Linked DNA regions of Mus musculus: all the other regions are linked to region 4. The links are chromatin loops, found by intact Hi-C in ENCODE. Cell type or tissue: left cerebral cortex. All regions are shown on one strand. Each heading gives the region's core, and the rest is flanking DNA. Links, peaks and the distances in the headings are about the cores only. Region 1 has its middle 28 kb from the start of Taf1b. Region 2 overlaps Taf1b (TATA-box binding protein associated factor, RNA polymerase I, B). Region 3 overlaps Taf1b (TATA-box binding protein associated factor, RNA polymerase I, B). Region 4 overlaps Grhl1 (grainyhead like transcription factor 1).

Evidence for each region. A loop is a pair of places that touch in the nucleus more often than their neighbours do. Peaks named below come from ENCODE experiments on the same cell type or tissue, not always from the same donor. Only the 100,000 strongest peaks of a DNase experiment are listed, where the experiment ranks them.
Region 1: it touches region 4 in a loop (3-fold over the local background); 34 of 42 quality-filtered maps call a loop at or near these places.
Region 2: a loop joins it to region 4, with 2.1 times the contacts of the local background. A loop is called at or near these places in 3 of 42 quality-filtered maps.
Region 3: it touches region 4 in a loop (2.4-fold over the local background); 5 of 42 quality-filtered maps call a loop at or near these places.

Annotation. Positions count from the first base shown.
Region 1 is chr12:24,466,791-24,474,979 of GRCm38, reverse strand. No RefSeq gene overlaps it. Among named protein-coding and RNA genes, the nearest start is that of Taf1b, 28 kb to the left of the region's middle. In left cerebral cortex, for the core only: a CTCF peak has its summit at 3,838 (motif pointing left); a DNase peak (open chromatin) is centred at 3,861.
Region 2 is chr12:24,532,733-24,540,921 of GRCm38, reverse strand. All of the region lies in intron 8 of Taf1b (TATA-box binding protein associated factor, RNA polymerase I, B), which reads right to left. Among named protein-coding and RNA genes, the nearest start is that of Grhl1, 35 kb to the left of the region's middle. In left cerebral cortex, for the core only: no CTCF peak of the experiment used is centred there; DNase peaks (open chromatin) are centred at 2,797 and 3,460; H3K27ac peaks cover 1,597 bases.
Region 3 is chr12:24,516,709-24,524,897 of GRCm38, reverse strand. Taf1b (TATA-box binding protein associated factor, RNA polymerase I, B) reads right to left here. Exons shown (of 15, transcript NM_020614.2): 7 at 7,889-8,039; 8 at 1,697-1,796. Among named protein-coding and RNA genes, the nearest start is that of Taf1b, 22 kb to the right of the region's middle. In left cerebral cortex, for the core only: no CTCF peak of the experiment used is centred there; a DNase peak (open chromatin) is centred at 3,676; H3K27ac peaks cover 603 bases.
Region 4 is chr12:24,592,427-24,600,615 of GRCm38, reverse strand. All of the region lies in intron 8 of Grhl1 (grainyhead like transcription factor 1), which reads right to left. Among named protein-coding and RNA genes, the nearest start is that of Grhl1, 24 kb to the right of the region's middle. In left cerebral cortex, for the core only: no CTCF peak of the experiment used is centred there; a DNase peak (open chromatin) is centred at 3,953.

The DNA.
Region 1 (8,189 bases), core at 2,462-4,961, 130 kb after region 4:
TCAGAACTGAACAAAGAATTCTCACCTGAGGAATACCGAATGGCAGAGAAGCACCTGAAAAAATGTTCAACATCCTTAATCATCAGGGAAATGCAAATCAAAACAACCCTGAGATTCCACCTCACACCAGTCAGAATGGCTAAGATCAAAAATTCAGGTGACAGCAGATGCTGGCGTGGATGTGGAGAAAGAGGAACACTCCTCCATTGTTGGTGGGATTGCAGGCTTGTACAACCACTCTGGAAATCAGTCTGGCGGTTCCTCAGAAAATTGGACATAGTACTACCGGAGGATCCAGCAATACCTCTCCTGGGCATATATCCAGAAGATGCCCCAACTGGTAAGAAGGACACATGCTCCACTATGTTCATAGCAGCCTTATTTATAATAGCCAGAAGCTGGAAAGAACCCAGATGCCCCTCAACAGAGGAATGGATACAGAAAATGTGGTACATCTACACAATGGAGTACTACTCAGCTATTAAAAAGAATGAATTTATGAAATTCCTAGCCAAATGGATGGGCCTGGAGGGCATCATCCTGAGTGAGGTAACACACTCACAAAGGAACTCACACAATATGTACTCACTGATAAGTGGATATTAGCCCAAAACCTAGGATACCCAAGATATAAGATACATTTTCCTAAACACATGAAACTCAAGAAAAATGAAGACTGAAGTGTGGACACTATGCCCCTCCTTAGAAGTGGGAACAAAACACCCATGGAAGGAGTTACAGAGACAAAGTTTGGAGCTGAGATGAAAGGATGGACCATGTAGAGACTGCCATATCCAGGGATCCACCCCATAATCAGCATCCAAACGCTGACACCATTGCATACACTAGCAAGATTTTATCGAAAGGACCCAGATGTAGCTGTCTCTTGTGAGACTATGCAGGGGCCTAGCAAACACAGAAGTGGATGCTCACAGTCAGCTAATGGATGGATCACAGGGCTCCCAATGGAGGAGCTAGAGAAAGTACCCAAGGAGCTAAAGGGATCTGCAACCCTATAGGTGGAACAACCAGTATGAACTAACCAGTACCCCGGAGCTCTTGACTCTAGCTGCATATGTATCAAAAGATGGCCTAGTCGGCCATCACTGGAAAGAGAGGCCCATTGGACACACAAACTTTATATGCCCCAGTACAGGGGAATGCCAGGGCCAAAAAGGGGGAGTGGGTGGGTAGGGGATTGGGGGTGGGTGGGTATGGGGGACTTTTGGTATAGCATTGGAAATGTAAATGAGCTAAATACCTAATAAAAAATGGAAAAAAAAAAAAAAGAGAGAGGCTTACCCTCTCCAAAGGTGGCTCAGAACCCTGGCTTCTGCCATTTAGAGACTCATTTTACCCGGTTGTAAATTTTATGTAACTACAATTTTATGTAAATGGTTTGTGCTTGGCCTCTGTGATTCACCTTCGTGTTTGTGGAAGTCATATAACCTGGTAGCTTGTTTACTTTCATTGTCTCAGAGCATTCCATTCTGTGAGAGTGTTTATCCATTCTCCCATGTGGAGAAGCTGTGGCTGCTCTTGGCATTGTCTTCACCCTCTCTTGGCAGTTGTCTTTAAACCCAGGAGTGGAATCACTGAGTCAGACTGTATGCATCCATTCCCTTTAGTAGATACTGCCAAGTCTTAATATTTGTTTTTCCAAGTCTGGCCAGGACAGGTGTGGACATACATGCCTGGTATCTTAACACTTGGGAAACCGAGGCAGGACTGTGATTTTTTTTTTGGCGGCAGGAGTGGGGGAGGGTAGTTGAGAGGAATGTAACAAATAATCAGGCCGATATCAGGGGGAAAAGGGAACAAGAAGACCAGAAAGCGATTGGCAGATGACGGGAACATCCTGGAGAGATTGTGGGCCTCTGAGGGACTGCGCTTAGATGACAAGCCTTAGAGAACGCTGTAGCATGGTTAAATTCCCCATCTCTTCCTGCTGTTGATATTCATCAGCAAGAATGGGAGAAAATGATTTCTCTTACAGGTCATAAAGAGAGTACATTAAAGAACCCCATCACCATGATACAATGGGCTTGTTGCTGCTGGTTTCTTTAACATTGGATCCTTGACATAGAGAGTTTTAGTCCTGATGTCTTCACCATTGAGATAGTCCTCTGTGGGCAGCAGAGGGAACTGTGTCAATGCTCTGAATATCCCAGTCCCCTGACTTGCTCTGTCCCTTCCTGTTGCTTCTACAGAGCAGATGGCCAAAGAGGACCACTGTCCAGAACACAGATGTGTATAGTGTCCTGAGATCAAAGGAAAAGTTTCTGCTGGTCCCTGCTACAGTGGAGACAGTCTAGAATCTAACCTCAGGTGGCTACCACTGACCAACTGAAGTTCCTGCTGTATCCGTCACCTGGTGTTGTTCACATGCCCAACTGCCTTCATAAAAAGGAGAACTTCTCAGGTTCACAACCATCTGTACAGCTACAGTGTACTCTCCCACATAAAATAAATAAATCTTTAAAAAAAGAAAGAAAGAAAAAGATGATTGAGGGAACCGGGGATGTTGGTGACACATACCTTTAAACCCAGCACTCAGGAGGCACGGGCAGGTCAGTCTCTGAGTTCCAGTCCATCCTGGTCTACAAAGTGAGTTCCAGCACAACCAGGGCTGCACAGAGAAACCCTGTGTCGAAAAACAAACAAAAACAAACAAAAATTTGACTGAGAGAACTTACCTTGTAAATAAAACCAACAGTAAATGCTCAGATAAAACAACGTCTTTCTAAAAAGGCAGAGCTGGTGTGCTGATGATCTCAGAAATACCATCCATGAGCTGCAAACCCCAAGGTTAAGTCAGAAAGTTTATAGTTTCCCAATTACTGAATATACATCTGTGTATATTTCAAAGATACCATATCCTTGGAAAAAGAATAAATATAAAACTTGATATAAACTGTACAGAGTTACACATAAGAGTGTAATACCAACATTATACTCTTGTGTGAAAGAAATAAAATTTATAGAAATATCAACAGTAAAATGGCACCTAGGAAGGTTAGACTTTGAGTAGATGACAGGGCCTAAGACCAAAGCAAGTACAGACACCACTGGGGGAGGGCTGGCCCTTGTGTGGCCATCGAGGAAGGATATGGGTCAGAAAGTACTGACACTAGCAGAAGGTCATGGGCTGGCCCCCTTCAGGGAGTGGGTGATAGGCCTGGTGGCTGGGAATTGTCCCTCTCACCTCACTTCCTCATCGTGGCTGGGGCCAGGATACCCTCCCCAGGGAGGATGTAACAGTTTCTTTGCTGGTCTTTCTTAGTCCTCTTTCCTTTCCCATCCCATTTCTGGTGGGGCTAGCCCTAGGGCATCCTTGACACACAGCGAGTCATAAAGCCCTGTACTCACTGAGTCAAGGCCCATCTGTCCAGCATTGTCTACAGACCGTGCGACTCTTTCTGAACACTAGCACTGGAATGAACAAACTGACAAGAGGGAGGCAGGGACAGGGATGAGACTCTCCTATTTAGCCCAGGAGAGCAGGCAACTCACTCTGTAGCTCTGGTTGGCCTTAAACTTGTAGCTATCCTCCTGCCTTGGAATCCCAAGTGCTGGGATGATGTTTTAGCTACCGTGCCCCTTGAGTTCAGACTGATCCTGACCAATGAGAAATATGTTAATACTCAGAGCTTTAAAGGTCAAAAGCAGGGGGACAAGGTGCTGTGTCTGTCAAACACAAGGCTCCCTCAGCTTTGGGGGTGTTTCCTGGTCACTGCTCAGTGATTGTCTTCCCGAAATACCTGGATGCCCCTTTTAACTAGCTGACTCCCCCAGTCTGGTTGTTTAGCCCTAAGTGAGGGTCGAGAGTGCCACCTAGTGGTACCTCGATGGAAAGAGCCTAAGGTCTCAGCCTCTCTCCTGGCTTTAACCTACAGTCAGCCCACTCCTGATGAGTATCCCCTACCAGAAGAGACAATAGATGTGCCATACTCTTCTTCCAGGAGAAGTTTTTAGCCCTTTGAAAGGATTGTGTGGACTCAATGGATTAAGGTCTGCGTAGGTGGGAAAGTGGGGGTGGGGGAATCCTGCACCAGGAGCTGTTGGCCCAATGTAAGATGTATCAGGTCATCTGAGGCATTCTAAGAATCTGTGGGCAAAGGAGGGCCTTGGGAGACAACCTAAGTGTTGACTGAGCAGTTACAGGGACATAAGTATACTGTGTGTCACTACAGTAACGACACAGAGAATATACCTGATCTACCATGTCAGGCACTGGGTTGCTGAGAACCAGCTGAAAATGAGTGTTGGCCTGAGTGAGCCAGTAGGCTGGGATTGCTTCTAGAATCTTCTGGAAAGGAAGGCACTTGGGCCTAAGGAGATGGAAAAGTGCCTTCTGTGCTCACAGTGTGAGCCTGGCTCTCTAGCTCCTATATAAAAGCCAGGGCCAGGAGCTGTCTGTGATCCCAGCATGGGGCTGGGAGGTAGAGAGGGGCAGATCTCTGAAGTTCACTGGTCAGCTCCTCCAGGTGAATCCATGAGCTCCGGGTTCAATGAGAGACCCTGTCTCAAAACACAAGGTGGAGCATGGTTGACAGAAACACTTAATATTGACCTCTGGTCTCCATGCACACATGAACACATATGTCCATGTACACAGACACACAAATGCATATGCTCTCCCACCCCTACATAAGCACATACATTTACACAGTCACATGAGTGTGCACACATCCATGAACACATCCATACACACACACACACACACACACACACACACACACACACACACACACACACACACACACACACGTACACGCACACACACAGGTACAGGCAACCAATATATACCAGCCCTTTTCCTTGATTTCTTTCACATGACTTTCCAATTCTGGATGGTTGGAAGGAGGAAGGCAAGAGGACAGAAGGCAGAGGCTGAAGACCTGATTGGCAACCCCACCAGTTTTACACAAGGCTCAATGGATCTTCCAGGCCTTGGTGGCTCCTGAAAGACGGTCATATCAGGAGAATGGGGCCTACCATTGCTCTCACCAGGATTCCTGGCTATTTCTAGGTACCAAGCAACCTTATAGGTAACACTCAGGAAGGAGGCATCCCTGGGAAGGGAGAGCCAGGCCAGACAGTGACAATCTTTGCTTCCAGGAGAAAAACCTGCAGCTTCCCTGCACATAGTTCCTCATTAGGATAATGGCCAGGACCACTCACTGCTCTGATGTTGGGGATTGGTTCTAATGCTCTGAATTAATCTGCCTCCCACCCCCCAATTGGAAATCTATGTGTCCAACTTTGAGATTTGTGAGGGTTAGGAGCTGGGAGAGAAGAAGGAAGCAGAGATTGCCATGATGGGAAGGAAGGAAGATCAGACCTAAAGGCCCACCGACACGGGAGAATCAGAGTAAGTGGCTACAGGCCACTTCCCCAATTGGGCCTGGGGTAGCAGAGATGAAATCTAGATTCTAAAAGATGTTAACTCAGGAGTATGGGAGGGGAGTGTTTGCTAGCAGGGGAAGGTTTAGGAGCGCCCAACCATTAAGCGAGTCAGGAGCACAGAGCAGTACAACAAATTTGTTGCTAAACTCTGTTGTCCCTCCTGCCTGCTGTCTGGTGGGGGAGGAGATATGGTAGAGCTGTCTCTGTATTTGGGATGTGTGCTTCTCTTCTAGAGCTCCACATTGTTTCAAGACACCTTTGGGTCTCCATCAAGATGACTGAAGGAGGTCCCTGCTACCCCCTCCTACCCTAGTAACTAGGCAAGACCCTTTGCCTGGTCTCTGAGCCTAACTCTCAGTCCCAGGCTGGGCTCCCTTGCCTTCCCCTTCTTGATGAGATGCTTGGCACTAGGACTTGGCACTGAGTTTGGTGCCGTGCTGGGCATTCTAAGTCAGACTGAGAGAGTTTATACACAGATGTCGTGCTGAATAGTTTACTTGACACAGCTAAAATCATCTGAGAGGAGGTAACCTCAATTGAGAAAATGCCTCCATAAGTTCCAACTGTAAAGCACTCTCTTACTTAGTGATTGATGGGGGAGGGCCATGCCCATTGTAGGTGGTGCCATCCCTGGATTGGTGGTCCTGGATCTATAAGAAAGCAGGTTGAGCAAGCCCTGAGGAGCAAGCCAGTAAGCAGCCTCTGTATCAGCTCCTGCTTCCAGCATTCTGCCATTTTGAGTTTCTGGCTTCCTTTGGTGATGAACGGTGATGAGGAAGTGCAAGTCAAGTGAACCCTTACCTCCCCACATTACACTGGTCATGGCATTCCATCACAGTGACAGATGCCGAGAAACATATTCTATTAGTTAAACCAACCCTCCCCGAGGCAGCCTAAAGCCCACTTTCTCCAGAAAACCTTCCTGCCCCTTCCCTCCACTACCATCCTGACAGGGAGAGCCAGAATATCATGGGCTGCTCAGCAAGGCTACAATGACTGGCGTGTGCCAGCTAGAGGTATGTGTCTCCTGCTATGTTCGGACCCTCTCTGTAACAATAGAGTATGGGAGAATCACCTGGGGCTGCTCTCAGCTCCTGAATGCACGCCATGCCTCTTGCTTCAGGCCCAGCTGTCTGAAGCAGATGAGGGTTGTGTGAATCTGAGTCTGGAAGTTCCTTCGAGCTCAGGAGCTATATGATCCCATAGCTTCTTGCCAGTGCCCCCTCCCATGTCCCCTCTCTAGTGTGTCAAGGTAAGGGGGGTAGAGCCTGCCAGTCTGAGGTTCAGCACCCTCGGGTGATGGCTGGGCATGAGTCCTTGTTAATTACAGTACACTAGGAGGAGAACAACAAGGGAAGGTGTCAACCGGCATGTGCCTAATCCACCAGGAATGGGCCAGGTGCAAGTTCAGAGGAACTGAGGCCCGAGTGGGGAAGTAAAAGCCTCCCGGGGCTTCTCCATGCTCCCTCTAGCCAGCCCTAGGCTTCTCATCCTAAGTCAGGGGACATGGTAGTTTCCTCTGGCTTCTGTAACAAAGAGCCACAGGTGAGATGGGTTTAAACAGCACTACCCCTTATAGTTCTGAGTTCACAACTGAGGGGTCAGAAGGGACATGGCCCTTGGTGGTTGAATGGAACCCTTCATCGTCCCTCACAGCTCCTGTGGCCATCAGTCTTTGGGTGTTCCTTGGCCAGCTCTTCATCACTCCAGGTTTTGACCTCTGTCCTGTCATCCTTTCTGTGGCTTTGCCCTTTATGTGTCATTTCCTCCTGACGAGGGCACAGTCACCCCATAGGATTAGGGTACATCTGGGTGGCCTTCTCTTTCACACAAGAGTCACATTTCTTTAGAGGATAACAATGCGCCCCACAATGGGGGACAAACTGAGCTCACAAGGTATCAGGAGGCTGAGCCGAGTTCCAGTTCCTAAGCTGTAGCAGCAAGGGAGGGGCTGCTTCTATGTAAATGCTGGGGCCTGCACAGCCACAAAAGCATCTTCTGCAGGAGGACCTAATTGAGGACTGCCTGAGAGACAGATTGCTGGTGTAGACAATGCTAGCCAATCAGGAACTGCTGTTTAGAAGAGATGCTTTCTTGGGAACCAATGTGGGCACGAGTGGAGGGTATTAAAGGAGCTTGCAGCAGTGTTCAGAGAGCTTGCTGCGGTGTTTCTCACCTGCTCCCAGAATCTGTGTCATTGACTCTGCACCACCTCACCCCCAACCCCCAAGGGCAGGTAGGGTCAGGCAGTGAGCAGTCCAGGGCACAGGGAACATCTGGTGCTCACGTGGGGCTCAAACCCACAACCCTGAGATTGAGAGTCTCATGCTCTACCGACTGAGCTAGCAGGGCACAAGCTCTGTTGTAAACATATTTGTGTATTTGGATTATTCTCTATTACGTTAGTCTCTATATGACATATTGCATCTTCAATTCCTTGACTCTGTGGAGGAAGCGACTGAGTTTATCCCATAGCCAGAGCAGGAGCACAGCTCTTCAAGCTGCTTGGTCAGACTTTGTACGGGATAAGGGTAATGCAGGAAAGAGCATCATGCCCCCTCCCATACCCTCACATGTGGACAGAAAGGGTTGCTTACTTTTTTGATTGTGACTTACAACAACCAGTACCTCCAGCTCCGGGGGACCCAACAAATCTGGTCTCTGCAGGCTGTATTCACATACACACACACACACACACACACACCCCTTACTTATACTTTAAAAACAATAAAAATAAGTCTTTTTAAAAATAAAATAGAAAATTTCATTTTTCCTTGTTT
Region 2 (8,189 bases), core at 2,171-4,670, 59 kb after region 4:
AGTCTCAACAGCTGGCCATGAGTTGGCCACCATCTTTTCAAATATGAACCGAGGAGAAAATAAACACACAGAATGTTAAGCTATTTATTTATACTAAAATTCAGATTTTAAATTTATCTAGCTGGGTGGTGGTGGCGCACGCCTTTAATCCCAGCACTTGGGAGGCAGAGGCAGGCGGATTTCTGATTTTCTGAGGCCAGACTGGTCTACAGAGTAAGTTCCAGGACAGCCAGGGCTATACAGAGAAACCCTGTCTCGAAAAACAAAAACAAAAACAACAACAACAAAAAATTTATCTAATCTCAATCTGGCATTTTAGATTTTGCTTTTAAAATTTCCTATTTAAGTATTTTCCTTGGCCTTTGGGTTTGCTTTGCAGCTCAAGGTGGCCTTCCTTCATTATGTATCCCAGGCTGACTTCAAACTTGTGATCCTCTTGCCTCTACCTCCCAAGGTAGGTGTTAGGATTACAGGTGTGAGCTAGCACTCTTGAGTAATATTATTTTTAGACAGAGCCAACTTTTAAATTTATGAATTACCCAAAATGTTTTTAAAGATGACTAAAGGATATTTGATGTCATGCCATTTTTTAAAAAAACAGTCTTCCATCATTGCTATATATTTAAATTATAACTATATTTCAGCAACATTTAAGTTTGATTATAAAACTAGTATGCAATCATAAATTTCAGCAATACAGAATGCTATACTGAAGACAACTGCAGCAAATCCACAAAAGTCAGGCGTGACGTGTACAAACTTAATCTCAATGCTCAGCAGGCAGAGACAAGCCCATTTCTGTGAGGTCAGAGCCAACCTCATCTACACAATTCCATTCCAGCCAGGGCTACAGTGAGACACTGCACACACACACACACACACACACACACACACACACACACACACACACAAAATGAGAAGTCATGACTCAGATGTGAAGGGCTTCTCTTTCAGCCATGGTGGGCACACCCAAGTTTGTAACACTGGGCTTTCACACCAACAGCTTGTTTTTTTTCTAATGGACAGTTCTCCTGTGTCCCAGAGAAACTGTCATCTCCCTCTCTCACATGCTATCTGCTAACAATACTTCTTGCTTAGATTATAACAGTAATGACAATTTAAAAAAACCAACATGTATAAAATGTATACCACTCAACAGTTACCCAGATCTTATGTTAGCAGTCGAAGCATACTTCAGTAGAGACATGAAACCAATTGCTAGCTATGTGACACCAAGATATGGGTCTTCCTTCCCATGAGACCAGAAGAGTAGTTGCAGACTCTGGTCAGTGCATCTGATTATTATTCAGTGAGCCCAGAGTAGGACGAAGTGTTTTCCTTCAGTGCCTCAGATGGGATAAAGACTTTTGTCACCATTGACCCTCGTTCCTGTTCCACAGGAGGCATCAACGAGACAGGGTTTGGTAGTACCTCTAAAGCTTGAGTAGGGTACCCCATAGCCCCACTGACAGTGGGTAAGCCTGTTTGAGGGCCAGCACTGCTCCATAGCGTGGTTTAGAAGAGGGCCGAGAAACGCTTTTGCCTTGGTCCTACTGCCTTCAGTCCATCGAGGGGAGGCAGCCTCTGATAGCCACAAGATTTAAGGCTCAGATAGCCAGCACATAATCCCCGAGAACACCCAGGTGAGATCACCTGCACAACACAACCAAGGGAAGGATCCCAAACGAGGTGTCGGTGTGTGCAGCGTGTTCTCACTGACGAGCAGATCATGGGATGGACTGACACAGCAGAAGCTTCGGGGGCCCATCACTCAGAGCTTTCTTGTTTAGTAAGGCGCAGAGGCATTTTGCTTCCCACTGACCCTTGGGTTACCTGCTGATTCTCAACTACTAACCTCAAACTCTATATGGCTCAGTGTGGAATACAATAATGCAGAGATAAGACTCCTAGGCTCTGTGCAAAGTAACACTTCTACCAGAATCACCAGCAAGATGCTCATTACCGAGGCGTCTGCTTAGATCTCATAGCCAGATTTTCTGATTCAGTCTGGGTCTGAGAAGACACGGGCTAAACAACGACTCCAGAACTTATTGTATCTTTTTTTTTTGAGACAGTGTCTCTCACTAAATAATGCAAGTTGTCCCAAAACTTGTTATGTAGCCCAGGCTGGCTCAGATCTCGAAATTCCTCTGCCTCATCCTTCTGAGTAACTGGTGTATGCCATATCTCATACATCTTAAAGTGTGAGATGCTCTAATGGGTTTGTGGAGTCTCCATGGATCCCTAGAGAGCACATATGCCAGTGGCAGGAGGAAGCAAAAGTAACAGGCAGAGCCCAGTGGCTTCCCATTCTGTTTTCCTTCTGGGATGGCAGAAACCCTCAGTTGGTTTTACTGTCCAAGCTTGAGAAACACACACACATACCGGTGATGTTTTAAGATGTGGGAGGCCAGGAACAGAAGCCATCACCTGGCTCCTTATGCTGTCTAGCAGTAGTGATTCCCAAGGGAGGAGTGGGACCGAGGGGCTGAGCACACCTGTAATCACCACACTTACCTTCATCTCCCCCAGGTGAACTTCAAGCTGTCAGATTATTACTCTAACAAGATTGCACAAGCATGCTCCAGGGACACAGGTGACTTACTGAGTGGCATGGTGAACAGATCTAGAGGAAGGTTTGGACACTCGAAGTGTATTACACTTGATCCACTAAGTCCTTCATTTGGTGGTGCTTATGCAGTGACTGACAGCTCTGGAGAGTCTTTTTCTTCCCTCAACCAAGAGAGACCTAGTTTCACAAAGGGTGTAAGATCGCTCCAAGGCAAAATGAATCATTGTGGCAGAGTGCCACTCAGTGGGTTTGGCTGAACCGGCATTACATCTTTTCTCTCTGCTTGTTTGGAGGGAAGAAAGAATGCTGCTTATCAGTATTCAGACCGTGTGTTTGTATTTCAGAAGGACTTTCTGGTGGCTTCTTTATCCACACTTGCTGAGTCTAGTGAGCAATGTCGAGATGGCTGAATCTTGAGAGGAAGCTTTAGAATGACTGCGAAGGACTATGGCTGTCTATTAGTCTATTAGTGTCTATTTATAAATATACGAAAGAATCATGGCCCAAAAGGTAGGCCATTCATCAGCTGAACTGTATCTAGTGGAGACCAGTGTGGCTAGGTCCTATGATTTGGTTCCACTGACAGCTTGACTGTCGGGTGGACAGAGTGCTCCAAAGGAGATTAGGTATTCAGCCTAACTATCAGAAAACCTGAAAGATTTTTGCTAGAAGCAAATGGTGCTTCAGAATCAGCACCACTGCCCAGAACTTTAAGTGAAAAACGAACCAAGAAAGATGTAGACAAGTTATCTTCAAGTTAATTAAGTAAATAGACACAGCTTGAAGGCTGCCAGCTTGGAGCTGGAGTCACAACTTGGAAAAGAAGATGAAGGGAGGTAACGAAGCTTAATATGCACACTGTCTGCTGCCCTCAAGTCAGACACTGAAACTCTCTTGGCCTGCCTGCAAGAAAGCAACCCACTCACCACTCTCAGGATCCCACTTCATTCCTACATCTAGGTGGATTTCTTCAAACCTACTGTTCCTTGGCAGAGGCTCCTCCCTCAGAGCTAATAGAACATCTAATGGAAGGAAGCAGTTCCCATCAGATAAAGATTTAAAAAGGATTTCTAAAGCCTTTTGGGGGGGGGGAGTGTTCTTGGTTTTCTTAAGGCGTGCTAAACCTTCTGAAATAACAAAAATAGAACAAAACACAGAAGAAAAACAGTCCCCAGGAGCCCACACAAACTCCAGTGACATTATCTTCATGGCCATCTCTGAGCACAATCGCACCTTTTGTCACTGCTGGTGGAGGTACAGCTGCTGGAGAAGCCAAGACTTTGTGGGGAGAGCTAAGACATGGGAAGGGGGAGAAAATGCTTCCTTTGTTAGTGAAAAGCCATTTCCATTGAAAAGTTTCAACACACTCTAGTGGAGTGAATGCACTTTTGTGAGCAAAGGCAGAGCACACGGGGAAGGAAAGCAGCCCGTCCATTAAGTCCAAAGCAGCCAGATCTCCCTTCTCCTGGAGAAATAAAGGCCACTCCTCCACCCTATACAGATGTGACACAGGACTTCTAGAATAGCACAGATCCACTTAATTACAACTGAAGAAATCACTCAATTAATATGTTTTGTAAAAGACCACAAGGCTATAATAAATTGTTCCAGCATGCATTTTAAAACAGTGCTTGGGAAAGCATTTTAATTGAATTTCACAAATATTCCAGTGAGTTTATTTCCCTTCATGAAGCAATGCTTTAGGACAGGCGAGGACAAGCTGGAGTTTCTGTTACACAACATCAGGCTCCTGTGATAAAGCAGATTACAATACCCCGTCAGAGCTGACTTCCTGCTCGGCTATTAAAGAGGTGCAGGCCACACCCTGCCTACTGTTGTTATGAAGCTAAAATTCAGCTAAGAAGACGCTGGCGGGCTCTGGATGCACCTGTGAATATAAATTTATTACAAGACTTTTGTCCCAAGAAAACTGACAAGGAGTAACATTATCACAATAAAAGGCAAAGCACTGTAATGTATTCTTTATAGAGAAAGGATAAAATGAATTGCACATATATTATGATTCATAAAAGAGCTCACCAGCCAATTTTATACTGCTAGAATTATCTTAATGGTTACACATTTACTGTGTAGTAACAAAAGGTACTTCCTATGTTCATCGGGTCATGGTGGCGAATGCGATACATATACGGAGTACAGCCTGGGTCCACCCCAGGGAGGGGTGGAGGGGTGGGCGAGAGCTTTTCAGAAACATTTGTACAGGCAGATCTAAGCCCTGTGAGCAAATTCAAATTAGGAGCTAAGGACCAAGGAGGACTTGCCATGGCAGAAGCTGGTGACTTGGGGACAGCCTCTGGACCGCGCTGACTGTTGTTGGACCTGTATTCCAATGTCACAGCCTCATACTATAAGAAACTGAGAACTGGTGTCCAGCAGAGCAGGTGGTACCCTCTTGGGACTGACTCTGGAAGAGCTGAGTGACTACTGTTTGCAGCAGATTCATGCCTGCTGATATCAAGTGCAAAGCAAGTTTCTACTCTCTTCCCTAGGTAGTGCAGGGAGGAGAACCTTGGGCTGAGCATGCTGGGTACTAGGGTGTAGTAGGTCAGGATCAAACTAAATCACAGGTAATCCACATGAAATCACCAGTTTCATTTGGCAGGGAGGTATGGCTCTCCCAAAAGCAATATAAATGTCCCCCCAGAGACGCCCTTTTTGAGCACTGCTGGTGAGGAGAACACACTACCTGATAAGATGATTTATCTCACAATGATACTGACACGCCCAGGATTCTTACTGTTAAATACACCAGCTTATAAATGGAGGCTATATCCCAAAGGTATTTCCTAACCAAACTTAATGGAATTCTTTTTTTTAACTAAATAATACTATTTAATGGTTTAACTTCTGGTATATCACACAATGATTACATCAGAAGCAGTCTAGAAATTTCTGGTTTGTGTGGAAAAACAAAAACTTGAGCAAATCAATTTGAACTCTCCCAAAAGTAGTGTTTAAATATACTTTGTTTCATATCCATCTCTCATCATTTAATCAACCACACAACTGAGCCTGTCTATGCACACAGTTCTTGAGACTGAGTCAGCAAAACACAGTCCCAACTCACATGGGATTTATGCCCCACAGCTGGAGATGTAAGACATAGAAACAGCCTTGTACCATAAACTGCCATTGAGTCTTCTCTTTTAGAAATTTCACTTAGCATCCTCTAGCTGCCTTTAAACCTTTAGAGATGCAGAAGAATACATTTTATATATTAGCACATTAGGCGTAAGATAGAAAAGTGAACACCCAAGAACCTACTGTGTGCTCAGGAACTAGGACATCATCACTAGGGATGTGTCCAGTGCGCACCTTTCCTACCAAGCCCTCTGTCTGCTGGAGGCAGTCTCCTAGTATTCTGAGTTTGAACCACCAATAACTTATACTAACAAAATGGGATCCCTTTACAGACTTCCCAGAATCTTGCTTTCTAAACTCATCATGTTTCTTAGATTCACACACGTTCCTTGTAGCTACAGTCTATTCATTCCTACATTTGTTTAATGTAGTCAATACAAACTTAACATACTTTATCAATTTTCCTGCTGCAGATGTATAGATATCTTTTAGTTTAAGGTTTTTTTTTTTTTGTTTTGTTTTGTTTTTTTTTTTTTTTTTAGCTAGCTGACTTCTTTAGCTTTTTCTCCCCAAACAAAAAGCTAATATATTAACAGAAAACTACTTGAATTATGGCACATCTATATGACATAGTTCTAAAGAGAATAAAAATTTGTAAGCAAATTGCAGCATGGAACAGAATATTCTTAGTCTTAAGAAAAGTGTACTTAAGTACTTAGGGGCAAGAAACCATGGCTGTAACTTCCCTCAGTGAGTCAGAAGTAGAATTATAAGGCCGGGCGTGGTGGTGCACCCCTTTAATCCCAGCACTTGGGAGGCAGAGGCAGGTGAATTTCTGAGTTGGAGGCCAGCCTGGTCTACAGAGTGAGTTCCAGGATAGCCAGGGCTACATAGAGAAACCCTATTTCGAAAACCAAAACCAAAACCAAAAAACAACAACAGCAACAACAACAACAACAAAAAACAGAAGTAGAATTATGTGGCTACACAGGCAGACAGAGACAACCAGTACTTCCAAAGAGTACAAAATGTTAACAAAGATGAATTTGAGTAAAGGTCAGAAAATGGGTGTTCTTTGGATTGTTTTTAGGATTATGGTTTTTCCTATAAATCTAAATCATTCCTAAAAGATTGCTTATTTTCAAAAGCTCTCCAAGAGGGCCAGAGAGATGTGTCAGAGGGCAAAGGAACTTGCCACCAAGTCTGATAAGCTCAGCATGACCCTTTTCTCAATAAGAGAAAAGGAGAGAACTAACTCTTGCAATTTGCCCTCTGACCAACCCCCAAATAAATAAATGTAATGAAACTGTATTAAGGGAAAAGGCTCAGCACTGGAGACAGCTCTGTGGTGAAGAGCACTGGCTGCTCTTGCAGATCCCAGCACCCACACGGCAGCTCACAATCATCTGTAGTTTCAGTTCCAGGAAGTACTAGATTTTTCTTCCATTCTTTTCCTTTTGAGATAGGGTTTTTCTGTGCAGTTCTGGTTGTTCTGGGACTCATTATGTAGACCAGGCTGACCTCAAACTAGAGATCCCACCTGCTTCTGCTTCCTAAGTGCTGGGATCAAAGGCATGCACCACCACTGTCCCGCCTATGGTACTAGGTTTGAAGGCATGAAAGATGCAAGATTGAGGGGCTCATGGAGAGCAGCTGAGGCTGGCTCTGTGTAGCAGGATCAGGTTCCTGCAACGAGGCTTTGAGAGGCCAATGGTGATAGTGAAGCTGAAGCCTTAGATGTCTTACAAAGCTGAAAGACTGGGCTACCAAGGTTCCTTGAAGCCCAGAAGACAAACCCCAGATGCTACACACGGAGCTATGGGATGGGATATTTGCTGGATTTTGGTTTTCTTTTTATCTGATGTGTCCCTGATGTCCTAATTATTCACTCTTGGAATAAGAATACTATCCTGTGTCATCATATATTGGAAGTATGTAAATTGTTTTTAATTTTTCAGGGGCCCATAGTTTAGAGATTTTAGACTTTTAAAGTTGGGCTACATTTACATTCTATTTAAAATGAGACTTTGGGGACAAGATGTGGAAGGTTATGGCTTAAAAGTGATGTTTGGTATGTCAAATTGACAAGAAATGGAGTGTGATGGGTAACTTCAATAGTCAACTTTTATTTCTTTAACACAAAAACCGGGGAAGGAGTCTCAGTGAGAGACTACATTGACTTGACCTATAGGCATGTCTATTAGAGACTGTCTTAAGTTAAGTAATGTGGGAAGACTCAGTCAGTCCACTGTGGGTGGAACCATTCCCTAGGCAAAAGGTCCCGCACTGTATAAGAGTAGAGAAGTCCAGCTGAGTACACCTAAGTAAATAAGCAAGTAGCATGCATGCATTCATTTCCTCATTTCCCAATTACAGACGTAACGTTAAGAACTGCTTCAAGCTCCTGTCACTGTGGCTTCCCCACAATGGCAGACTATACCCTGAAAATGTAAGCCAAACTAAATACCCTTTCCTCTAAATTAGTTATTAGTATATTTTATCAAGCAACACAGAT
Region 3 (8,189 bases), core at 2,491-4,990, 76 kb after region 4:
CAAACTTTTACATCACAGGGCATCTGAATGGAAATGATTTTTAAAATGTGAGACCAAAGCGGGGGAAGATCCTCCCCATTATGTACTACCAAACAACGATTACACAGGCAGCCTCTTACCTACCGCAGAACAAAGCAAGTGTTTTCTAAGAGGATTAACTGAGGGGAAAAAAATTCTTACAATTATTTGGTCCTAATCTTTTTTATTTCTTTTGCCTTAAATTCTATTTCCAAAGAAGGGAATCCACCTACCTTTGAAAGATTGAACAATAAAAGAAAAACAACAAAGATAGATGGATGACTGACTGACCGACAGACAGACAAGTAGATGTGATAGCATTTAACTTTTGGTATAAGACATCCAACTTTCTAACTGATGTCAATGTCTCTTACCCACAGTGACATCATTAGGACATTTGCTCAGATTCTGGGCTGTCCGCTTAGTAACTACGGTTCATCTGCTTGATTCATCAGCAGTCAGTCTCAGGTAAGTAGGATGTGGACTTTCTCTGAACATCCCCTATGGAATTTTCTATTTCACTTGCCCCCTGCTTCTCTCCAGCAATGAAGTTAATAGGCACAGCCACATTCTGGTAGCACCGTCCTACCAGCTGGATCAAGGTCAGGTGACAGGTAGGAGAAACCTCAAGTAAAAGTGCTCCACACTCATTGTTTGCACCCAAAGTTCTGCAGAGTTTTCTGTTACTGTTGTATGTTTTTGTTTTTTATAAGTAATATTTCTCAATGCACTGCTCACTTTGGTCAATTTTACTCAAGACCCATGTTCTTGGAAGTTTTGTACTCTGCTGTCCAATAGTGGGTTTTGAAAGGAAAGATCTGGAACCTCTTTAGCTGTCTTTTTCTACGACGACTGAGAAGCTGTCGTGGCACAGAAGACTTCTGATGTGGGAGATGTAGTCCAGGCCAAGGTCTAGTGATTTGCTCATTATATAAGGCTGTAGAAAACTTACAATGATTTAGCCTTAATTTCACATCGTATAAAGAGTACTGTCTTTATTAAGTTGCCACAAGTACTACTAGAAACCACTGGCATGTATTCCACAGATATCTCTAAAGTAGATACAGTGCCATTGCCACAGAAGCCACAAAAGCTTAGAACAATAATTCCTTAAGTGGGAAATGGAAGAAAATATTTAATATTAATATTTAGTATATCTACAACCATCTAGTGAAGACCAAGGAGAAGCCTTTGAGTACTCTAATACAGATACACAGTTGAAGGACAGAAGCATTTCCACTAGGAACAGATCTAGAGAAAGAGAAAGGAGTCAGGCATATGGTACATGACTGTAATCTCAGCACTTAGCATGCTGGGGCAGAGGGATGGTGAGTTCAAGGCCAGCTTGGGTGACACAATGAGACCCTGTTTCAGAAAGGAGAGAAATTAACGTAAGTACAAAACTTAAGCTAGCACCTCCTGACACAAGGTGATGAGTTTCTTCTCTCCTACAAGGCCATCCTGTGTGCAAGCAGGGACAGAACCACAACTTTCAGAACCATCATATGAGCAAATTAAAAAAAAAGAATACATCTACCCATCATTAAATTACAACTAGGGGAAACTAGATTTTAGACATGTTTGAAAACTGCAGAATCAAATACTGCACCAGAGAACATAGAAACAACTGTAATGCTGACATGTTAGTCACTGCAATGCACAAAAGAATATAACCTACCTCTATAGCAAAGATGCCTTTGTCACGACCATACACTTTCATCTCTTCTGGAAAAAGCTTAAAAGCATTTATGTACGGAATATGATCCTCTTCAACAAACCTGCATTTTTTCAGAAAAAACATCTCAATGAAAGCTGTACACTTGTTCTGAGTAAACTCTTTCTGAAAATCTACCCCCTTCACAAGGGAAGGAAGAATAAGCTCAGTAAATTCTACTCCCTATATTTTAAAGGCTACTGTCCCCAGCACCCATGAAGAAGACCAGACAGCTGACTGTCTACAGATACCTTAACTCTAATCAATGCACTGTGTCTGAGGAGTGTAGATCTGCCAGCTCACCAGCAGGCCCCACAGCCTTCCTTCCATGTATGCCTAGCTCCTGCTCACCCGGTGAATCCCTTCTTCAGGGAGCTCTTCTTTGGGCCCTGTTTCCTCGTCTCCCTTCTGTCTTCAGGACCAGCCCAGTGCATGCTGGCTGATGAACAAACTATTAAGGTTTTCATCCCAATGCTTTTTACACAATAAGAGGTCAAACATTTGGAGTCAAATGTTAAATCTGAAGAAAACTCCAAATGTTAAAAATGAACTAAAACATGTATTTATACCTCATTCACAATTAAATAAAGGTTAGGGTACGGCACCATCAGCACTAGTGGGGAAGCCGCAGTGAAGCAAACAGGTCAAATTCCTGTTCCCACAGATCTTGTGTTTTAGCTAGAAGAAGGTGAGGGCAGCCAGTCAATATACTACAGTATGCTAAGAAAACAAAGCAGAGAAAGAAATAAAAGAGACAATGTAGGACAGGGTCTCCTGCATAAATTCCTAAACAAAGTATCAAGAGAAATAAGCACATCTTTAATCCCAGCACTCGGGAGGCAGAGGCAGGCGGATTTCTGAGTTTGAGGCCAGCCTGGTCTACAGAGTGAGTTCCAGGACAGCCAGGGCTACAAAGAGAAACCCTGTCTTGAAAAAACAAAACAAAACAACAACAACAAAACAAAAAAGAAAGAGAAAAAGAAAAAGAAAAAGAAAAAGAAAAAGAAAAAGAAAAGGAAAAAGAAAAAGAAAAAGAAAAAGAAAGAAAAAGCCAGTTGGGAGTAAGTACCCAGAATGCACCGCCTGGACCTCCACTGTCACCAGCTTCCTAGAAAAGGAAGCACTGACCTAAATTTAATTTCAAAATTAAAATGTGATTCTTCTAACTTTTAGTCTATTGAAACTTGAGAATTAAATATTCAAAGTAAAAATAGATGAAAACCTCTCCCAGCTGGGTTTTCATTGATTGCTTTAGGTTGCATAAAGTATCTATGCATAGTAAACTATATATTGATTTAATATTATTATATACATGATATCATATATACCTATCATTCAAAACATCTAGACTTCCAAATGCTAACATGTGCATCATTTATTTATTCCTTGATATATACACACACATATTATATGTATTTAAAATAAATGTGAGAATACATGCTCGAAGCAGGCCTAGTGCTTGAAGTGAGAAATTAGCAAGAGAGGGAGAGTTGGCCCACCCGCACCCTATCAATTCAGGCAGACAGGACATTAGGATCATGCCCACATGGGCTGCCTGAGAGGCTCATTCAGTGCTGCTGAAGCAGACGTAAGAAAGAGACCTGAGTCTGGGGACACAGAGATGCACCCAGAGCAGGTCTTGAGGTATGTAGAGCTTTAACCATGCCATAGTTTACAGCACTGTGCCAACCATTTCTCAAAGTCTGCTTACTTTCAAATTTGAAATTTCTTTTAGAAAACCTTTCGCCTCAACAATGGATGGCAGCTCATTCAAAATTCTAACACACTACTGCCTTTAGTGGGCATTATCAGCAGCCTGTCTGGATCAATCCAGGAAGTTGCTGAAAAGGAACTGGCACAAGAAAAAAGCATCCCTCGCCTGCCCAACAAAGACTTCAGCAGCGTCTCCTGGAAACACTCTATGCTCACAATGTTACTGCAGTTTTTGGAAGCTTTGATTTGAGACAATTAGAATTTAACAAGCTGGCTCTTGGTTGTAGACCATTAAAGCAACACCACATGTTAGAGCTGTGTGCTCTGTGGATCCTTCTTGTCCCATTTATCCTTTCCATTTCAGCACAGCTTCATCCAAGCCTCTTGCCTGTCTCCCTTCCCTCCACAAAACACCATCTCCACAGAGCTGCCTGGGTGACCCTTTAGGGTCAGATGGTCGCTCCTGCTATAGTCTCCCTGACACTTACAATAGCACTTAAAACTCAAAGTCCTAATGGGCTCACAGCATTTTTGAGGGATAAAATATCAAAGTGACAGTTGCATATTTTTGTGGATATTCTGAAAAACCACTGAATCACATTTTACTTTCTGTTTTGTTTTGTTTTGTTATGTGAGATAGTCTCACTGTGTTGCCCTGGCAGGCCTGGAACACATTTTGCACTTCTGCCTGCCTCTGTCTCCTAAGTGCAGAGGATTAAAGGTCTGCACCACCACCCCTGGTGCAAATTATATATATCTTTCTAAGGATTTATTTTATACGTTTGCCTGCACATCTGTATATATAATCCATCTGCGCCTAGTGCTCATGGAGTCTAGAAGAGAGTGCTGATCCCTTGGAACAGGACTTACAGGCAGTTCTGAGATACCATGGACTTGCTGGGAACTGAATTCAGAGTCTCTTAAAGAGCAGGAAGTGCCCCTAATTACTGAGCCATATCTCAGCCCTAAGGAACTTCATAATATTACTGATTGAGACTTCTATCATATGTAAATTATACCTCAGTATTTCTAAGTTAAGGGAATGAGAGGACTGGAGGTGAAAACAACTAAAGTTTATTATGCACACATATCAAAGTGTTAAAGAAGTTTTGAAGGGAAAAAGCCCTGCCCCTTGCATGGCTTACAAACTCACCTCTAACCTGCTCACTTCTCAGTCCTCCCCTCCCATCAGCCTCTTCCTCCAGGACCACTATTTGTTTTCTGTGCCTTGATCACAGAGCCCACTTCTGCTTCGATGCCCCACTCTCCCTGGAATGCTGGGATACTCACAGGTTGGGTTGGCCGCTCTGTCATTCCAAGTGCAGCTCAGATCCCTTTCTGTGCAGTCAGGCTCCACCCCAGTAGCCTAATTCAGCCTTCTGCTCTGCACTTGCGTGGCTCATCACTCTCTCCTTTACTCACAGTCACCTGTCCCCCCTCAGGAAAGTGGACACTTGACTTGCATGCTTCCCAAGTTATCTCAAGCCTCTAAACTCTAGAACATTATGCAAGTACAGCAGCTACTCAACAAATATTTGTCCAAGAAATGTTGGCTGTTGTTACTTTCTGCTGTTACTGCTAGCAGGGGAGGGTCCATTAAAGTAAATGTGAAAGGATAAGAAGAATTAATCCTAAAGTCTATGGATGCTGCTCTGAAGATAAATGAGGAAACAGCAATTTACCATCAACTATAACATACGTAGGGCTAGGTGAGGCATCACACACCTTTAATCCCAGCGCTGGAGGCAGAGTCAGGGAGATCTCTGAGAAGAAGCCAGAGTGAGGAGAGTAACACTATCTTAGAGAGAGAGAAAAAAAAGAATAGAAAAGAAAGGAAAGGATGAATGGATGGACGGACATATATTCCAGCCAAGCTAGCCATGTCTCCCTGCAGACCAAAGTTCCTTAGCTTCTAGCAGCAGCTCAGACTGCAATGGAGAGCCTCCCAGAGGGCAATTTAGCAGAGATCAACAGGCCCTAGCCCAGGTCTGATTTCTGCAGTCCCCAGACAATGCTGGGGCTGCTAGTCAAGAGGAGACTAGTTGAGGATCTGACTTGGAGCTCGTTCTGGGGGAAAAACAGAGCAGCCCCTTCTCCTACTACCTGACCCAAGTGACTGAGCTCTGTCCCCAGTTTGTACACCCAAGGAGCATGATGGGTTACAGTCCTCCAGCTAGCTAGATCTAATCTCCTTGAAGGCATTTTACAATTCCCTGTGTGGGAGAGGAGGGCCAGAGGAAGAGCAGGGTGAGCAAGGGAGGTTGAAGACTGGGACTGTCTATTCCACCCACACAGTGTTTTCCCTGAGAAGAACTTCTCTCATTTGTTAAATTTCTAGGACAGTTCTGTTGCCCACTCAGACTGCCCTGGGACGACTGGCTCCTTGACCCAGCTCTGAAGACACAATCAGGTTCTCATGATTAGGGATCTTTTTGAAAGACCCTCTGGTTATCAGCAGGAAGATGGAAAGGAATGACAAGTCTGCAGACAGTGAGAGATCAGTGAGCAATCAATCAATCCAGGTGAGGTGAGGTGAGGTGAGGTGAGGTGAGGTGAGGTGAGGTGAGGCACAGAGGGAAGAACAGGTTACAGAGTTGTGTTAGAAATGTTAAGGGCTAGGACGCAATGACTGGCTGTATATATAGAGTGAGGAGAGTCCAGAAGATGCTCTAGGTTTTCTGACACCACTAGGGTCCATAGCATGTGCTAAGGACCCTGAAGGAGAGCAGGATCAAGGAGACAGATGGTGAGGCACTTTTTAGTCATATGAATTTGACTATAAAAGGCATCAAGTAGTCATGACCATGGGCAGCTCTACAGATGAATATATGGGTCTGGCCCTTAGCAGACAAGCCTAGGCTGGTGATATAGAGCGGGGAGTCATCAGCACAGAGATAATAATTAGTCTTGGGAGAAGATGATGTCATCTAGTGAGGGCACAAAGCAAGGCAAGGTTCAACTGAGTAAAGTTTGCTGATTCACGAGTGGTCTATGTGCAGCTGCTCACACCTGAGAACAGCTTTCTTATTTGGTTAATACGGCAAAATCAAAGGCACTACCATCATTTACTAGGGGCAGCCTATTTAACAGAAGGACAAGTGCCAATGACTACAACAGTGGCGGTGAGGATGGAGACGACATCCTGACTCGCCAGAGCACTAATGATGCTGCATTCACTGCTCTAAGTGCTCACACAGTGCCGGTGGCCCAAGCAGTTACAACCCTAAGGGGCCATTACTATTATAAACCCATTTTACCTGGAAGGAAGCAGAAACAGCGAAACAGTTACAGGTTTCTTTAATGTCATGTGCTGTGCAAATGAATTGGCAGAACCAGAAAGAAGTCTAGCTTCAAACGTGAGTCCTTGTAAGTACTCCATATACTGATTAAATTCAATTTATTATTTAGAACACACATAAAGGAAGAGGGAAAATAACATTTTTTGGTCTGCCTAGTAACTGACTGATTCTTACACATTCAACTCATTAGTTATAAAACCCTGTCCATTGGAGCTGGCTTTAGCTCAAGTGTCTACTTCCTTAGGCCAGTCTTTTTGTCTAAAATTCTGTAGACTACTTTGAAATATGTAAATACCTACTACTGTGTAACAGGGCCTTTCTATAGTTTTGATATCAACTTGTCCTAACAAACACAGGCTGCCTATAATTTAGTCTTTACAGCAGCAATGAATGGTTTTATATAACCACTAATGGCCATTTTGTTAGTAAAAAGATTCCCTGTTCAACTTTTCTTAGATATATATTTAAGATGTCGACACAGGAATATTAATGTCATTTTTCTCTTTAAAGTATTTTATTCATGTTAGATAATTAACTTTCTAATATTTCATGTGAGATAAACAGTATAATTTCCACTCTATTAGTAAAAACTCAAATTATTAGACTTAAGGAGAACTAACTTTAAGAATTAGAACCCAAGCTACATGCAACAATTTCTCATCATTGTCAGTTTGACTGGATTTGTTATCACCTAAGAGACATACACCTCAGGCATGTCTAGAGAAATGTTTCCAGAGAGGTTTAACTATGGTAAGATCCACCCTGAATACAGATGACTCTAACCTATAGGCTGAGTCCTAGACTGAATATAAAAGAGGAACTAATATAAAGCAGCAGCAGCCCTTTCCTCTCCTTCCTGGTCTGATGTGAGCAAGACGACCACGACGACCACGACGACCACCACCACCGACATGGTGGTCTGAATCCCCTTAAACCACAACCCAACGCAAATCTTTCTTCTTTTAAGTTAGTTGGTTTGTCAGGTTCGTAGTCAGAATAATGAGAAAGCAGCCCATGTACTACCTAAGTTTTCCAGGCCTTTCCTCATTTTAGGCTTTCTTATAAAATTAAAAATATCCAAAGGATGTTCCTAAATTCACACAGATAATCAGGAAAAAACAATCAGGAAGTAAGTTCAGCTTACCTCAAAAGGTCTGAAACTGTAATTGTTTCCCTCTGCCAGAGCAAGGAGAGAGAGCAGAGAGCAAGTGTCCTGGGCACCGTCATCTTCACAAGCCCCTTCTCCTTCCGCTCGGAGTACTCCACTCCATCAACAGAGCCAGAGCAGACAGACGCTGCGTATTCAGAAACGCAGTGAAAGGTTTTAAAATGAGGAACAAAACAACGGCCAGATTCACATTGTGTCTACACTCTAGTTAGGGTTATCTGTGGGAGTAGGGTGGAATGAGATTTTTAAAAGAGATGTAAATTTTTACATAGTGAAC
Region 4 (8,189 bases), core at 2,508-5,007:
GTGTACTCATATACATAACATAAATAAATAATTATTTTTTAACGCGCGCGCGCGCCTGTGTGTGTGTGTGTGTGTGTGTGTGTGTGTGTGTACATCTCAGGTGTTATCCTTTGAAATACCATCGAGTACCTTTCAGACAGGACTTCCATCGGCCTGAAGCTCAGCAATTAGGCTAGACAGGATGGCCAGGGAAGGCCAGGCACCTCTCGTTTCTGCTTCCCCAGCACTGGGATGACAAAGGCACACAACCACACCCAGCTTTTTCCATGGGTGCAGGAGGCCAAACTCAGGTACTCGTTCTTGCAAGGCAAGCATTTACTGACTGAGTCACTTTCCCGGCCCCTGCTTTCATTTTTTTTTAAAAAAAGACTTAAGTCTAGATACGCAAGCAGGAAGTGGCTCACGGGATTTCTGAACTGCTTTGCAGAAAGATCTGTGCTTTGACTTGATGCCTTCTTGTACATATTTAAAAGAATGTTTTATATTAATCTGAAAATATGCACGTGAGAGACAGCAGACAGTCTATAGAACAGGGGCCATTGAGATGGTTCGTCAGGTGAAGAGAGGGCCTCACTAGGCTTGGTGACCTGGGTCACACAGTGAAAGGTGAGACCTCTGACCTCCACAAACATGCTGTGACATACACACACACACACACACACACACACACACACACGAGAGACAGAGAACTCTGAAAGGGGAAAAATAAAACTAATAAGAAAACAAGTTTTAAAAGAACTTTGTAAGCATTAGAAGTCATTTACTAAACCACTGTACATTTTACCTTCCGGTCAGATGGAAAATCTAAGCCTCTGTCATTCTGGGCCACGTGGCACAATTCCCAACTCAAAAATGGCTGCCTGGGAAAGTACACTCTAGCTCACCAATTCCAGGAAGTCTCTGACCCAAAGAGCCATTCCCCTGGCAAGAGGATTTCACAGTAATCCAACCCAAATCTGCCCTCCCCTTGATCCCCCGCTTCAAGTCGGGCTCAAAGCAGGAGCAGATGCCAGGATCAGCCTGAGTGCAGCGCCTGAGGGGAGTGCTGCCTCACACCCTCGCTCCATGCCTCATTCGGAAGCATCTGCTTTCTCATTATGAAAGGGCTTCCCAACTTAGAAGGCTTCAGAAGTTATCAGGAAGGCTGACTCCTCCTAACTGGGCCTCCTCCATCAGATGGACACAGACACACCAGTGAGTGGGGCCAAGGGAACAGATGCACACGGTGTGAAGGACAGCAAAGACCTCCAAGAAAGCAGCATGGCTCTTACGACAGCTCACGCAGTAGCATCGTGGAAGAATACACTGGACCGTCATGGGCATCCTGGGCTAAGCCAAGTGGTACCCATGCTAGTTTAGGCATTCACCAAAGGCTAGCAAGAAGGGCAGCTTCTCCCCTACCCTCTCCTTTCTTCTGGGCAGGGTAAGGTGCTCGACAGAGGCAGATTTGATCCGAAAATCAAAGCAACCAAGTGTTCCACAGCTCTGCCCAGTAACTAGCACTGTAACCTGGGACCCTGCTGTCACATGACCAGCCAAGGCAGAAGAGCTCTTGCCCCCTGTGATAGTCTCTGTCCACAGTGGATGAGGAGGGTGAGCCCCAAACCTTACTGCCATTACTGCAGATAAAATGATTTGAGTAATTCAGGTACCAGCCTAGCAGCACTCAGGAAAACCTGAATTTGGTTCACAACTAAAACCTGGGCGTGACATCGTGGACTGTAAGCCCAGTGCTGAGGACGCAGAGCCAAGGGGATACTTGGAGTTTGCCCATCCTTACCAACCGAGATGAGAGTTGGTGAGCTCCAGATTCAGGGAGAGACTGTGTCAAGATTTATGGTGGAAAGTGATAGAGGGCGAAGCCCAGTATCAACCTCTGGCTTCCACACACATGAGCACACATGTACACATAAACACACACACACACACACACACACACACACACACACAGAAATACATAAACATACATACATTTACCAGTCTACTTCCTATAAATACTGTTCCTTTAAAGGATGTAACCTCATTCAACGTGGCCTGGGGACTTGCTAGACAGAGCACTCTTGCCTCCTTCCTCCTCCCCACTGTCCACAAAAGCCCTGGGAGCCTCTCTCTCCAACACTGCTTTACGCCACAGCCATGTCGGACCGCTCATGTCCCCAAACCCACAGTGACAGGCCATGTGGCTGGGGATTTGGGACACCTCAGCTTGGGTGGTTCAGACACCAAAACCATCTTCAGGTGTTCCAGTTGGTGCTCACATGCCCAACCAGGATGATGCTACCCTGTAAAGGGACTGGTCTCCTACATGCCAGCACGCTTCAGTGCACCAAAGGTCTCCTTCAGCTTCAAAGCTTGAAGATTATAAAACCTGTCTTAACACGGGGTTTCTCCCGTGAAGAGTTCAGCCCCTCTTGCATGAATTTTTAATTGAAAAAGCATTTTGCACAGGCACTGACCTATGAAGTAGGAATATCCACTATCCACAGATCCTGCTATTCCATGAGGTCATATCCGTCCTCAGGTACTCAAAGTTGTTAAGAAATTTTCTCAGGATTAACAGCTCGGTGTGAACCCCACGTGCTCTAGTTGCGACTCTGCTGTATGGTACGTGACCTTTTGAGATCACACCTCAGTCACCTCTGGGAGACGTAAGTAGTTTGTTTTTGTTTTGATCTGTTGTTTGTTTAGATAGGGACTTTCTGTGTAGCCTTGGCTGTCCCGGAACTCACTCTGTAGATCAGGTTGGTTTCCATCTCAGAGATGCATCTGCCTCCCAAGTGCTGGCATTAGAGGTGTGCAACACCACTGCCCAGGCAAAATATGTTGGTTTGGGGTTTTTGTTTTTTCACTTATTTGGGGATTCAACCCAGAGCCTTCTGCACAAGAGTGAAGGGTTTTACCATTGAGCTACAGTCCCAGCCCTTGCATATGTTTTTAATAAAAGAGAAGACATAGAGTGTGTGCTTTCATAGGTCAACATTTCCACTTTCAATAAGCTATCCAGTCTGGGCTTGAGAGGTATCGCAGAGTCGTGGAGCCACGCCAACTCTCTGTCAGTCTAGCTATACTCAAAGGGCTGAGGGAGAACTGAAGGAAAAGATCAACCCTAGCTGTCTCTACGCTTAAGGAAGTGGCAAGACAGCCATACACATAAAGGAATTTAGAAAGCGATCGAGTCCACATGCTGAGTGAGACCAAGGCAACCAAATCTGTATAAAATAAGCTGCATCCAAGAGTTCTTCTGAGGCAGACAAATTCCCTCTGTTGATATGATCACCAAAGTCTCTTACAGAAGCCATCAGAGGGATAAAGAGTGAGATGGATAGCTACACACCCAGTGTCTCCTCCACAAAACAAGAGTGGATGCACCTGAGCGCGAGCAAGCACACACACACACTCATGCACGCACGTACCACTTCCAGTTCTGCTACTGCTAAGTTCTTCAAACAGACTGACTAACACGTTCCCTTCAGCAGAGTGTTGGGGTGGGGGATGTCTCTGCGTACTGAGGTGGGGATGTCTCTGCTATGGAAGGAACCTGCGATGCTAACTTTTCTGTTTCTACACTTCCTTGCGACTTCTCCTGAGGAAAAAGTATGATGTTATTCAACTAATCAAAACATTAATCACAAAAGATTGCAACTAAAGTTCCCACCCAAAATAGTTATAAGAGAAAAAAGAAACCTAACCACAAAAATCAACTACCAAACAGGCCAAAGATGTTCTGCAAGATTCTTTTTAAACATCCAGGCCATTTTTTTCTAGGACAGTTCCTCATTCCTGGCCGAGAATTCATGCACTCAGAATATTTCAGAAAGATTTCAATTGGTTGTAAAATGCAGCTTGAAAGCAAGGGATGTATGTTAGCTGAGGGTTTCATGTGTGTCCTCTTTATATCCTGAACTGCTGTATAAGGATTCTCCCAGAAGCATCTTGTGAGCCTCATGACACTGTTCGCAGGGCTGGCTGCTCCTCCCATGTCTATCCTCAAAGGAAGGGGAACAGAAGAGACACAAGGAGGCAGAACACTCAGTCAGAAATGACTGCCCAGGAACAAAGTAGAAGAGATGAAGAATTAAGTTTGTAAGTGTCTGACTAGTCCAGGTCAGAAGGACTGTGAGAGCAAGCCTGGTGTCCAGACCTGGTACGTGTCAGAAGACACCAGGTGTGTTATGTGGAAGGGGAGGACAGAGGCCGCCAGTGATGTGGGGCCAGAGGCAGCACAGTGACTCTCCCAGGCCACTTGAACCTCATCCTGGGAAGAGCTTGTCTCTCTGCAAGGTCTGATGGCATACATCTCTTACCTGGGCTCTGAGGATGGAACACAGGCCCTCACACTTGCAGAGCAAATGCTATACCCACTGTGCTGGTCAGTTTTTGTCAATTTGATACCAACCTAAACTACGTGGGGAGGGTGAACCTCACCTGAGGAATGGCCTCCAGCAAGGCTTGTGAGCAAGTTGGAGGCCATTTTCTTAACGACTAGCTGATGCAGGAGGGCCCAGCCCACAGTGGGTGGCATCATCCCTAGGCAGGTAGCTGAACAAACCAGAGGAATAAGCCAGTAACCACTGTTCCTCTATGGGCTCTGCTTCGGTTCCTACCATGGTTTCTCTCGATGGTAGACTGTAACCTATAGATGAAATAAACCCTTTCTTCCCCACTTTGCTTTTGGTCATAATGTTTCTCAACAGCAACAGAACTTGAACTAGGTCACCAAGTATACCATCTTTTCAGCTCTGGACTTTTCTTAATAATTGTGCTGGCTAGTTTTATGTCAACCTGGTATAAGCCAGAGTTACCTGAAAGAAGGGAACCTCAACTGAGAAAATGCCTCCACATAAGGCTGAAAGGCATTTTTTAAATTAGTGATTGACGGGGGAGGGCCCGGCTCATTATGGGTAGGGAATCTTCCTAGGCTTGTGGTCCTGGATCCTATAAGAAAGTAGGCTGAGCAAGCCACTGGATACAAGACAGTAAGCAGCACCCTTCCATGGCCTCTGCATCAGCTTCTGCCTCCAGGTTCTCGCCCTGCTTGAGTTCCTGTCCTGACTTCCTTCAGTGATGGACTACAGTGTGGAAGTATGAGTCAGATAAACCCTTTCCTCCTCAGCTTGCTTTTGGCCATGGTGTTTCAGCCCCACGATAGAAACCCTAAGACTAATTTAGGACAGGTTACCCCATACCCCACCACAGTGCAATTACAGACAGGCTAAGGAATACAGCTCTCCCCATCTCCAATGTGATCTTGAAGTTGCAGAAGACAAGTCCACCATTGTTTCTCCATCCCCTATGCCTGCTGGGCCCCCATGTTAGCTCCCTCTTCAGACTAGGCTCAGTTGTCTCCTTCCCACCTAAACTCACAACAGGTACTCAGAAAGGTAAAGTCCAATTCAAATACGCTTTGCTGGAATATTCAGCAGCCAATGAATCACTGGCTGAAAACGCATCTTCCTTGGAACTCCTAAGAACATGGTGCTTGGCCTTGCTGATGCCAGACCCAAGAACACGGTTTTGGCTTTGCTGATGATCCATAGTCTGGAGAATGCCATTGCTTCAAGCCAGGCTGCCTGATCCGGTATGTCTGTCCCCTCCCGGAGCTGCACAGCTGAGTGACTGGCCAACTGACCATACAGTTAGGGAAGTGAGCTTTTTGCGATAGGGCCTCTCAAGCCAGTTCTTCTGCCTTAGTAGCAAAGCATTGACAATGTGTGTAGAATTCCCTGGAAGGACATTAGAAACGAGTCATACCTGTCTAGGGAAGTTCAGGGGTAAACCAATGGCGCTCTGCCCTTACACTCTGCCTGACTTGGGGGAAAGGCTTGGTTTCAGAGCTGAGAGCCCCTGGCTTACTTGTTACCTATGCATAAAGATGCACTTAAAAAGCTCTGACTGCCTGATACACATCACAAGAAAGACTCCAATGGAGGGGAAAGGACAGAGATAAGTAAGGGGTACAACTGGGGAAGATGCTTAGGTAAGGTTACCATGGTAACTGAAGCAGCCTGACATTCTCCATATGCACTGATCCTCAATGTCTCCCTTCCCATGGATGCCACACACTACCCATGGTGCCTGGCTCTCATAATCTCACTAGAGACAGAGATGGCAAAGCCCTATTAGGGCCCAGCTCCCAGGACTCCAGAGCCAGACCATTCCTAGCCCCTCATGGAGAGCCACCTGTGTAAACCTGGAGACGTGGGAGGGTAAGGGGAAACAGACACCTACACAGAAGATGGAGCCGAAGGTCACCTTGATCATGAGGCATGAATTAAAGGTCTCCCAGTTTCAAACCAAGCAGATTGTCTGTGCCAAATTCCTACTTGTTGCAAACGAGCTGCAGGACTTAGCTGATGGCCACATGGCTCCAGGAGACACAGAGACAGCCATCTTGGATACAATCCCAGTGGCCTCTGGGACTCTCCTTTGTTTTTATTTTTATGTATCAAAATTCAACTTAGTCAAATACAGATAATATCTATAAGCTACTTTCTAGAATGTAATCTATCTTCTAAAAGGAAAGTAGAAACTATAGGATAAATTCAAGTTTAATCACCCAAATCAGTACAAAGGTCTTTCTAAGTAGCTCTTCATGGGGAGAAATTGTCCAACAGATGAAATGAAAACGTTGGTAATATTTCCCCCTCATTTCCAATAGCACTAACTAGACAGAGTAAAATCACCATTTTTTTTTTCCTAGTATATGTCAAAGAGGCTAAGTACCTGAATTGAAGCTGATAGTGTAAGATTTTAAACTGTAAATCAAGATCCAGTTCTTGGCCAAATGTCTAATTAGTAGGGATCATTTATTGGGCTTTACACAGCCCTCCCCCAACCTCCACCAGAACAAACAAATAAACCTGCCCTGTCCCCCCACCCCCACCCCGTGCACCTCCTCTCCCTGGCACCCCACTTCACGTGCAGTTAATGAGTGTATGGAGCCGAGACAGTATCGAGACTGAGTCACCCACTCGGCAGCATTTAGTTCCATTTCTGATGCTCCAGATAATCTAGGTGCGTCACACTTGCTCCCTGCTCTGGTGGGAGGTGACTATGCTGTCCTAAAGACACTACAACTACAAGAACACTGTCACCAGGAACTGCCAACTGCTCCAAGGGCTTGAAGGGCGCAGCTGAGCATTTTGGTAACTTCTCAGACTATCAAATGACCATCAAAAGAAAAGAGCCGACCCGGCAGGAAGGGGTGGGGCGGGCAGGGACGTGGGAGGAGAAAAAGTACTGACTCGCAGGCTTCCCACGGCCAGGAGGGGCGTTCCCTGAAGGGGAAACAAGCTCGAGTCAGCACGCTGTTGCCACAGCCGCTTCCCACACCGCCCACACAGCGTCTCGGTTTCTGTGCCATGCAGAGAGCCAGGGGAAAAGTCACCGAGATAAAAGGGAGGCACGGAGGAGAAAACCCTTGGAGGGACCTACCTGCTCCCCTTCCCTCTGTTGTGCTCCACGGCCCAGACTTGGTGAACCTAAGGACACTTGGCAGATGCAGTGATTTGGCACTTGCTGTCCCAAAGAAGCAGAATGTGTGCTCAGAACTATGCAGAATTGGATGGGGGCGTGACTAAAGACAAACACAGACCACATTCCATCCCACGGTACAGAACAGGACAGGTGAGAGAGCACATGGGTCACAAAGGAGACTCAGCAGCAAGTTGACTGCCAACCAAAAGTTCTGGAAGCACGAGAAGGGCTGAAGGCGAAGTCTGTGGACTAACAGAGGGGTCAAGTCCTCATCTGCTTAACAAAAGGCTGGGGAGACCTGTGGCTTCCATTTATAAGAACCCCTGACTCTAAGGCCTCACACCGCCTCCAAATATCTACTCCACAGCAGGCCAGAGCCACAGCTGTTCTGCTCTGTTTTAAAAGTAGCAAAGATACAAAAAACAAAACAAAAAAACAAAACAAAACAAAACAAACCTAAAAAACAAAACTAAACAGGCATGGCAAAGCCAACTGAAAGACAGAGCAAGCCACAGATGGGATTTTCAGGAAGGAACACGAGAAGGAGGGTTAGGGTGACAAGCTGTCAAATGAGAAGTCTCCACAGAGGAGCTCATTGTTTCCTGGGAGTGGCAGAATGGAGGAAGGGTAAAAATTTGCTCCACTCCCCACCCCCCCAAAGAAAACACCTAACTCAAGCAACAACACCAACAGTGGCTAAACAGGCATGGGTG